3 separate regions of the Homo sapiens genome follow, and all the other regions are linked to region 3. Evidence: chromatin contacts called from ENCODE Hi-C or POLR2A ChIA-PET data. All regions are on one chromosome and are shown on one strand. Each heading gives the region's core, a stretch centred on a gene start or an enhancer-like site at or near the end of the contact. The rest is flanking DNA. Distances are from core to core; before and after follow the strand shown. Region 1 holds the start of IMPDH2 (inosine monophosphate dehydrogenase 2). Region 2 has its middle 15 kb from the start of NICN1. Region 3 holds the start of C3orf62 (chromosome 3 open reading frame 62).

The links. Hi-C counts contacts between places; a loop is a spot of excess contacts on that map. ChIA-PET counts read pairs that join two places held with the same protein, here RNA polymerase II (POLR2A). Pooled maps may share reads with other maps.
Region 1: a loop to region 3 is called in a map of testis, with 2.7 times the contacts of the local background. The contact joins the promoter of IMPDH2 here to the promoter of C3orf62 in region 3. A Hi-C loop is called at or near these places in 3 of 168 maps with a recorded cell type or tissue (ascending aorta, naive thymus-derived CD4-positive, alpha-beta T cell and testis) and 9 of 50 pooled maps. POLR2A ChIA-PET finds 5 or more read pairs at or near these places in 3 of 52 experiments (CD8-positive, alpha-beta memory T cell, MCF 10A and WTC11).
Region 2: a pooled map shows a loop between it and region 3 (2.9-fold over the local background). The contact joins the enhancer-like site here to the promoter of C3orf62 in region 3. A Hi-C loop is called at or near these places in 3 of 37 single-sample maps with no recorded cell type and 8 of 50 pooled maps. POLR2A ChIA-PET finds 5 or more read pairs at or near these places in 6 of 52 experiments (B cell, BJ, activated CD8-positive, alpha-beta memory T cell and 3 more).

Annotation. Positions count from the first base shown.
Region 1 is chr3:49,027,802-49,030,942 of GRCh38, forward strand. It overlaps IMPDH2 (inosine monophosphate dehydrogenase 2), which reads right to left and starts at 1,597. Exons shown (of 14, transcript NM_000884.3): 1 at 1,452-1,597; 2 at 957-1,005; 3 at 630-731; 4 at 447-521; 5 at 1-115. The coding sequence starts at 1,549. It overlaps QRICH1 (glutamine rich 1), which reads right to left. Exons shown (of 10, transcript NM_198880.3): 10 at 1,906-2,843. The coding sequence ends at 2,651. RefSeq lists enhancers at 730-1,332, 1,333-1,934, 1,388-1,597.
Region 2 is chr3:49,442,918-49,445,891 of GRCh38, forward strand. No RefSeq gene overlaps it. Among named protein-coding and RNA genes, the nearest start is that of NICN1, 15 kb to the left of the region's middle. RefSeq lists an enhancer at 1,231-1,580. Within about 2 kb of position 1,279, at least 19 of the 41 ENCODE cell types and tissues checked have a DNase peak (open chromatin) inside an H3K27ac peak, as active enhancers do; they include B cell, where a contact is called at or near this core.
Region 3 is chr3:49,275,872-49,279,192 of GRCh38, forward strand. C3orf62 (chromosome 3 open reading frame 62) reads right to left here and starts at 1,361. Exons shown (of 3, transcript NM_198562.3): 1 at 556-1,361. The coding sequence starts at 1,001. It overlaps USP4 (ubiquitin specific peptidase 4), which reads right to left. Exons shown (of 22, transcript NM_003363.4): 21 at 2,943-3,031; 22 at 1,273-2,580. The coding sequence ends at 2,422. RefSeq lists an enhancer at 975-1,044 and a silencer at 1,185-1,384.

The sequences.
Region 1 (3,141 bases), core at 347-2,846, 250 kb before region 3:
TGTCTGTGATTGGGATACCGCAGAAACCATGCCGGGCCTTGGCCTCAAAAACATCCCGCACGCGATCCTTGGGGCTGAGGACCACAGGGTCTGTGATGAATCCCTGTTCATATTTCTGGAAAGGGATGGTGAGAAAGGGCATCGCATCTTTGAACTACTTTCATCAGGCTCTTGATCTGAAGCATGGGGTCTCTGCTTATCGATCCCTTTGGCAGTGCCACAAGACCAAATCACACCAACACATCTTAGAGACATGGGTAGGCTGGAGGCACTGTACACCTGGTCTATTGCTGCTGCTTTAAGAAACAGAATCTCAGGGTCTTCTCAGTAACTGAACCCCATGGTGGGAAGAAAGAATACTAAATTAGAATAAACCCCTACTCCCACCCCACCCCACCTCAGTGCAATTCCCAGGAGCGCTTGCTAATGATCGTTGCCCTTCTGACCTTCACTTTCCGAACTTCATTGGCCTGGAATTCAGGTGTACAGTTGTGGTGGATGAAGCCAATACCGCCTGTAAGCTACAGGATAAAAAGAGACTACTACTAAGTGACAAGAAGCAGGACTGAATGCCTTTGGGGAAAGGCGATGGAGTCCTTGCTCCTTCCCCCACACCCCATGGGGCTCACCGCCATTGCTATGGCCATCCCAGCCTCTGTGACTGTGTCCATGGGAGAGGAAACCAGTGGGGTCTTAAGAGTGATTTTCTTGGTCAGAGCAGAAGTCAGGTCCTGAGGAGACAAACGTCAACCAGTGTGGGAAAGCATCCCTTACACCTCAAGGTGTTACTGAGTCCCCCACAAAAAGGCACTTTTGTATGACCTGCATGCTAACAAGCAACATGATCCTATAAAATCCACCCCCAAGCCCAATCTGGTGAGTTAGCCCAGAGACCAGGTGATAGTAGCACCTTAGCTCACCTTGATGTTCAGGACCCAATTCCTGATCATACTCACCACCTGGTCTGCAGTGAAGTCGATGTACCCAGGGAGAATGAGAAAGTCACTGCGAGGGAAGGGAGTGAATTGGGAGTAAAGCTCTCAGCTTAGGGCAGCATGAGACTCCATCCCCATGTACCAATCAACCCGTAACGCATGTGAGCAGAGAGTGGCACTGACAGAGTCTGTGTGTCACAGGCACAGCACAAGGTGGAAATGGGTACAGGGGACCTTTTCTGCCACCGAGCTGTCATCAGTGCTCCTGGCACCCTGACAATTCCATGTGTCTGGAGCATGGAATCTCCGGCCTGAGATTCCAAGCACTACTGAGATGCTTCTCCGTACCCCAAGCACCGCTCCAGATGTCTCAAAGTGAGCCCCGGAGGTGGGTGGCCAATTCCCGAAACCTGTCCCCCACGCCCACGCCCAAGGCGGCTCTCGGAAGCCCCCATCTGGCCTTTTCCCCAGGGTGCCGCCCCTCTCTTCGCCCAGGTGAGCCCCATAGGCCCGCACTTGTAGGTGAGGCCGTCTCCGCAGTTGAAGAGCTGCTGTGCTGTGAGTCCGTCGTCTGGCACGTAGGACGTGCCCCCACTAATCAGGTAGTCGGCCATGGCCAACACAGGACACCGCCGCGTGTCTCCGAGGACCGCGCCGCAGAGACCTCTGCCGTCTGGGCCGCGCCAATATAAACCAGCCGATTTCGTCACTGCGCTGCGCGCGACGCTGACGTCAGGGCGTAGTGCGCGCGGGCGGAACCTACCCGCCTCGCTGCGGCGGGGGCGGAGCTGGCGCTGAAGAAACAGCGCATGCGTATAGCACATAGTGGCCTTGTCACTGAGGAGCTGCCACTTCACGTCCCACCCCACACTCCCCGCAGGACCTCGGCCAGTTCAATTAACAGGCAAGGGTTTACTTCTACTGTCCCGCCGGGCTCCTCCCCAAAATAAAGAGACGTTGTTCACTAACATGTTGAAAAGACGTGCTTGTCATTCTTAATAAACAACTAGAGTAAGAATACATAAGAGAAACAGAGTGGTATCTTTATATGATACACAAGTGTATGTTACAAGAATTCCATCAGGCACAGGAGCCTCAGGTTTTAAGGCCTCAATGTTAGGCCAACAAAAAAAAAAAAGGCATGGTAAAGTTTTTACTTTTACATCTAAAATGTCACTTGTCATAAAGGAGGGTGTAATAGAAATTGTCTTTAATAAATCATAATTGAAGTTCCCCTCATTTTTCTTCCATTAAGATGCTAAGTTTATGTCTGATCATGAAGAAAGAAAAGAACATCGTTCCCCTGTGGTCAGCAAAGTCTGTCAGCCCAGTGGAAGTCGGCTGGGGAGATTCCCTCCAGGGTCCATCCATCATTAATTCCATCTCTCTTGAAGATGGAAAGGGGCCACATTTCTTTTCACAGTCCAAGCCCTTTCCCCAGGCCCCAGACAAAAAAGAGTCAGCCAGCAACTTTCTAGGACATATGACACTCAAGGAAACCCAGAGCCACCATCGGCTGAGGAGTCTGCCGCAGCAGGTTTATGAAGATGCAAAGGGGGCAAAGTTTTCTTTTATATTTTAAACAGAAGCAGCCTGAAAGGCTTCGTAACTACACCAATAAAAAAAAGAAAAAAAAAAATGGAGGCCTCTTCTTTAGTGTGAAAGTCTGTCTGGTTTTTCCTGGCTGGTTTCTCTTGTGCCATGGCCAAGGCATCTCAGTGCATAGTGCTTGCATTGGCCACTGCGATGGCCTCCTGAATTTCTCTTATCACCAGGATCCGCGTCAGCATTTGTCCCATCTGCTCTCTGCTGATAGGCTGGACTGAGTACCAGATTGGGCTGTTGGGGGCCACCACTGGCTCAGGTGTCAGGTAAAAGGTGTCATTCCGGCCTTTCACACTCTGGGGGCTGAAGAATATGCGGATAAAAGTTGGGTACCACCAATATAACTTCAACCCTCCCACCCTGAACTTCCCAGACAGATGCTGTCTGCAAACAGTAAGGCCCCAAGTTATTGTGGCACAGCTACTGAATTCCATGCAGCCACCACACACTACATCCTGGTCCTCCTTTGGGACTACTGCAAATCCCCCAAATGTTGGGTTACTTCCCCTCTGCCCCTCCTTCCCACAAACCAGCTGTGATCCATCACTGACTGCACCAGCCTAGGGCTCTCATGGACTCATGTGAGTCTATCCTTATCCTA
Region 2 (2,974 bases), core at 29-2,528, 170 kb after region 3:
CTTCGGCCTCCCAAAGTGCAGGGATTACAGGTGTGAGACACAGTGCCCAGCCATTTATTTTTTGTTGTTGTTTTGTTTTGTTTTTGAGACTGAGTCTCACTCTGTTGCCCAGGCTGGAGTGCAGTGGCGCAATGTCTTCTCACTGCAACCTCTGCCTCCCGGGTTTAAGCAATTCTCTACCTTAGCCTCCCGAGTAGCTGGCATTACAGGCGCTTGCCACCACACCTGGCTAATTTTTATATTTTTAGTAGAGATTGGGTTTCACCATCTTGGCCAGGCTGGTCTTGAATTCCTGACCTCGTGGTCCACCCGCCTCAGCCTCCCAAAGTGCTGGGATTACAGGCGTGAGCCACTGAGCCCAGCCTGGTCTTTTTTTTTTTTTTTTTTTAAATGAAGTTTCATTCTTGTTGCCCAGGCTGGAGTGCAATGGCGAGATCTCAGTTCACTGTATCCTCTGCCTCCCAGGTTCAAGCGATTCTCCTGCCTCAGCCCCTGGAATAGCTGGGATTATAGGCATGTGCCACCACGCCCAGCTAATTTTGTATTTTTAGTAGAGATGGGGTTTCTCCATTTTGGTCAGACCGGTCTCGAACTCCCGACCTCAGGTGATCTGCCTGCCTCGGCCTCCCAAAGTGCTGGGATTATAGGCATGAGCCACCATGCTGGCTGTACAGGTGGATTTTTAAAGGAAAGAAGAAGCAATTCCTGAGTTGTTACCAATAACTTATATTAAAATAACATAAGCCATTGATTGCTTATATATTGTTTCTTTTTTCTTTTTTTTAATTGAGACAGGGTGTCACTATGTTCCCCAGGCTGGTCTCCTGGACTCAAGCAATCCTCCAGTCTCAGTCTCCCAAAGTGCTGGGATTACAAGTGTGAGCCACCCTGCCCAGGCCCCATTGCTTCTTTATATCACAAATTCCAGGAGCATGAAGATAATGGGTGAGGCAGTCAAGAACAAAATGACTTTTTTTTTCAAGACAAGCTATTGCTTCTGTCACCTAGGCTGGAGTGTAGTGGTGTAATCATAGCTCACTGCAGCCTCAAACTCCTGGGCTCAAGCACTCCTCTTGGGACTAGCACTAGGACTGCAGGCTCAGGCTACAGCAAGAATATTTTTCTTTACTTTTTTTCGTAAAGACAGGAGCTCACTATGTTGTTCAGGCTGGTCTCAAACTCCTGGCCTCAAGGGATCCTCCTGCCTCTGTCTCCCAAAGCACTGGAATTACAGGCATGAGTCACTGTGCCTGACCCAAAATAACCTTAAGCAACTGCCCCCAGGCATGGGCTTGAGGGAGGGAGCATGACTGAAGTTTCATACCGGAAGTCTCTCTGTGCCTGCACACCACACATAATTCAGACTGCTCTGAGCTATTTTTTCTTACAATTTTTTTCTTTTTTTTCTTTTTTTCTTTGAGACAGAGTCTCGCTCTGTTCCCCAGGCTGGAGTGCAGTGGCATGATCTCGGCTCACTATAACCTCCACCTCCTGGGATCAAGCACTTCTCCTGCCTCAGCCTCCCAAGTAGCTGGGATCACAGGCGCCCACCACCACGCCTGGCTAATTTTTAGTATTTTTAGTAGAGACGGGGTTTCCCCATGTTGTCCAGGCTGGTCTCGAACTCCTGACCTCATGTGATCTGCCCGCCTCAGCCTCTCAAAGTGCTAGGATTTTGAAAGTGCCAGGCGTGAGCCACTGGGCCTGGCCATTTCTTATAATTTCTTTGTGTTCATTTATTTATTTATTGTCTTTTTTTTTTTTTTGGTGGAGAATGGGGTCTCGCTATATTGCCCAGGCAGGTCTGGAACTCCTGGGCTCAAGCTATTCTCCTGCCTCTGCCTACCTAAGAGCTGGGGTTACAGGTGTGAGCCACCACGCCCGGCCATTCATTCATTCATTCATTCTTTCTTTGAGACAAGGTCTGGCTCTGTTGCCCAGGCTGGAGTGCAGTGGCCTATCTCAGCCATCCTCCCACTTCAGCCTCCTGAATAGCTGGGACTACAAGCATAGGCCACCCTACCCAGCTAGTTTTTGTATTTTTTGTAGAGACTGGGTTTCATGGTGTTGCCAAGGCTGGTCTCGAAACCCTGAGCTCAAGCAATCTGCCCACCTCAACTTCCCAAAGTGTCCTTATATTTAAAGTAAGACTCTTGGGGGCAGCATATAGCTGGATCTTGTCTCTTTTAATCCATCTTCCAATCTTGTCAAAAACAAAATCACAACAAATTTAGTTTAAGGATCGCTTTTTTTTTTTTTTTGAGATGGAATTTTGCTCTTGTTGCCCAGATTGGAGTGGAATGGCGCAGTCTCAGGTCACTGCAACCTCTACCTCCCAGGTTCAAATGATTCTCCTGCCACAGCCTCCTGAGTAGCTGGGATTACAGGCACCCGCCACCACACCTGGCTAATTTTTGTATTTTTAGTAGAATCAGGGTTTCACCATGTTGGCCAGGCTGGTCTTGAACTCCTGACTTCAGGTGACCCACCTGTCTTGGACTCCCAAAGTGTTGGGATTACAGGCGTGAGCCACTGTGCCCAGCAAGGATCTCCTTTTTTTTCCTTTTTTCTTTTCTTTCTTTTTTTTTTTTTTTTCTGAGATAGAATCTCTGTCGCTCAGGCTGGAATGCAGTGGAGTGGCTCACTGAAGCCTTGAACTCCTGGGCTCAGGTGACTCTCCCATCTCAGCTTTCTGAGTAGCTGAGACTACAGGTGCACGCCACAGTGCCCAGCTAGTTTAAGGATCTTAACTGGCTTTTATCTATGATTCCACAATCAGGCAACACTTCATTCTATAAAATAGAATGAGGCTGGGCGTGGTGGCTCACGCCTGTAATCCCAACACTTTGGGAGGCTGAGGCAGGTGGATCTCTTGAGGCCAGGGGTTCAAGACCAGCCTGGCCAACATGGTGAAACCCCGTCTCTACTAAAAAATGCAAAAATTAGCCAGGTGTGGTGGCACATGCCTGTAATC
Region 3 (3,321 bases), core at 111-2,610:
TGCCTGGGACCAGGCAATTTCAAGTTACTCGGGAGAAGAAAAAGTCTAGAAGAGACCTGGTGATGGTCCAAAAAGATCTGGGGTAAGAGCGGGGAGCAGAGGCAAAGATGAAGCCAGGAAGTAGGGCCCAGCCTTCAATTAAGCCTCTCCCTAATGTGGGCAAAGGAGGGTATCAAAGGCCCCAGTGTCCAGATTCAAACACAGGAGTTAAGATGGAATTAAGACTTTTGTTTCTGCAACTTAAAAAATAAGGTTATTTTTAAAACCCGGTTATTTTACATCCACTACCCCTTTGGGTACTGCAAAGTGGTTTCCATGACTGGTTTTTGACATCAACGATTGACAACTAGCCCCTCAACTGGAACATATACACAAAATATAACTGTTTCCTAGGCCAGATTCTGAAGAATGTCTGTCAACTCCCCAAATGCAGTCACAGAGCTGCCAAGAGGAGGCAAGAGCACTGTCATGAACTAAATCTAGGATCTTCAACAACTTTTTCAGAAACAAGAATCCCCTTAATTGTAGCTGTTAAACCATCAAAATTAGAATCACCTTAAATTTTCTTTTCTCCAGTTTTCCCCCTCTCCTGCAGTTCTCCAAGACTCTCTTTCAGGTGCCAAAATGGAGGAATGCATCAATACATTTTCCTTGCTGGTTAGAGGTTTTCTCTCGGGGCACAGAGCATGTGGTTTTGCATTTACCGGGGCATGGTTTGTTGCAAAGGCAGGGTTCTCATTCTCAGGAGCACATGGGACAGCAGCAAAAGGAGCAGCAGAAGAGCAGGCTGCCAGAGGATGTCTTCTGCAGAGGAGCCTGTGCACGGGCAGCGAGAAGGAGAGCGGCGCGGCGCTCAGTTCCAGCCTCTGCTGGCCTGTGCACTCCTGGGAATAACTAACTCCTTCAAAGGCCCGGTCAATGGCTGCAGTCAGTTCCTTTCTGCATCTTCTTAGTTTTTCAGACATTTCTCCTAAAAGCGACCATGTCTTTATGTAATGCATTGGAAATGCACAGGACAACACAATAATGTTACAAATGAGGCTGCAAACTACCCCTGAATGGCCACGATTTCCTGGAGCTTGGCCCTGGCTATAGCAGGACCCACAACCCTCGGGCTTTCCTCCTGGAGTAGGCGGTTCTCGGCTCTCGCGGAGGAACCCGCCATCTGCCAGAAGCCCCAAAGACGCCCCGCCCCACTTCCCACAGCTTCCTGGCCCGCCCCGCCGCTGCCTCCCGCCCCACCGCGGCTCCCAGGCCGCTGGCCCTACCGGCACCCCCCCTTTGGCGAGTCGGCAGCCACGTCCTTGTCCTCACCCGCAGCGCAGTGACGCCGACCCATCCAACGGTCATCGCATGCGCGTGCCCCGCGCAGGCCCCAAACCCCCACGGATTAGGTTGAAGGTCAGACAAAAAATCCCGGACCCATACGTCCGGTTCCTTAAGGCCTTGCCCACACGCAGCGGCTGGCCCCGCGGTGGGAGTGGGGACGGGGCTTTCGAATGGGGGCCCCGGGAAGAGTCTTGGCAGGGATGAGGAAAGAACCCGTTCTAGAAAGCATCTGGGTAACACCAAAATGTATTACTACCCTAAATCGCCATGAACTGGAGCCCTTTCCCGGCTAACTCCCACAAAGATTTCTGTTCTCAAGCCAACATGGAAACAACTAGACGGGACACAGCACCGGGCAGTTTTATGTACTGACTTCCTTTAAGCGTTATCTAATAAAAAGTGTGTTATCTAATAAAAGTTCCACACAGTATTTAACCGTCTTAATTCATCTAGGGTAGCAGGGGATATAACAGAACTGCTGGGTTCCACAGGAGGTTGAGGGGCCAGGATCCCCAACACTAGATATCTTCCTTAGCGGGGAGAAAGCTGGAAATTACAAGATGACTCAACGGAGAAATGGGCTTCAGTGGGTAACTTTCAGAAAATTATAAACCCATATCAGTGCACATAGCGAGGGAAAGGGGAGTTTACTTGAGGTTTGGGTTACTGTGAGCAGACTACTTGGGGTGACTAGTATTGGCATCAGAACCAGAAATCCAGGCGCTCAGGGCAGCCCTGCAGGTGGGGTGGGTCTCCAGGCTGCTCCATACTCAGCGCCTGTGTTCCTCTCCATTCTTCGGGATCCATCAGACATACTCCATTGAGTACCCCCATCCCACCCCCTTTTCAGCTTCACAGGTTTCACAGAAATTTCTCACCACCTGTTTAAAAATAAAAATAATTCAGCCTCTTGACATAGCTTCTTCTAGGTAAACGGTCTTCTTTTTTTTTTTTTGTTTCCTTCTGCTCATAAAAGAAGGGTATTTCCTTGTCTGGTTTTTAGACAGAACACTAGCAGTCTGCAGAGTGTCAAAGATGTTCTCCTGGGGGATTACACTGGCGCTACAGGGTGGCAGGATCGTGGAGTCAGCATTAGTTGGTGTCCATGCTGCAAGCCTCATCATCCCCAAAGCCCTGCTGAGAGCTGCTTGGTCGTGTCCCTCCATCAGAGGAACCAGAACTGCTAAGTGAAGGTGTCTTATAAAATTCATCATCTCGACGTTGGTAAAATAGCACATAAGCTGCTTTAGTCTGAAATACAAGAGGGGGAAAGACCATTCAGTGCTTGGAAAAATCACCCATTTTCCCCAGCTTTTCTCTAGCTGTCCAAAACCCTCAAGGATCTGCCATATCCACACAGAGGAGACCCTTCCACCTGAGGATGGCTGCCCCTGCCAGGCAGCAGGAAATGGAAGGAGCCTTGTGCAGAGAACTCTGAGGAGAGCTGAGCTTCTCATTTATGAAGGTCCCTGAAGGAATGCCAGCCAGCTCTGTCACACCTAGCTCCCACTATCACATCAGGATGATGAAATAACCAACTAGCCTGATAGAGGCTCTTCCCAGCTTTAATCCATAACGACATGAGGAAGAACCACATATCATGGCCTACTCACCACTATCTGATCCTCAGAGGCCAGGGACACGTTGCTATCATCAAAGTAATACCATTTACCATTCAGTTTGTTCTTCGCATATGCAGTGTCTGCCAAGTCAACAAAGAAAATACTCTAGCGGTCTCCAGAGAATTAATCTGGCTAGCTTATTAGGCTTGCACTAAATAAACACAAAAATCCCCAAAACAAAACCCCTGAAATTAAAAAAGTTTACAGTGTGTGTCTTAACAACCAAAAAACAACTCACCTTCTTTTCTAATCTGTTCCTTCTCAAAAAGGATCAAAAGGCTAAAAATGGAGCTGTCAGGGACCAAGATTTTAAACTATAATTTTGGGAAACTAATAGAAAAAACAGAGCTATTCAGTGCCAATCTTCAGG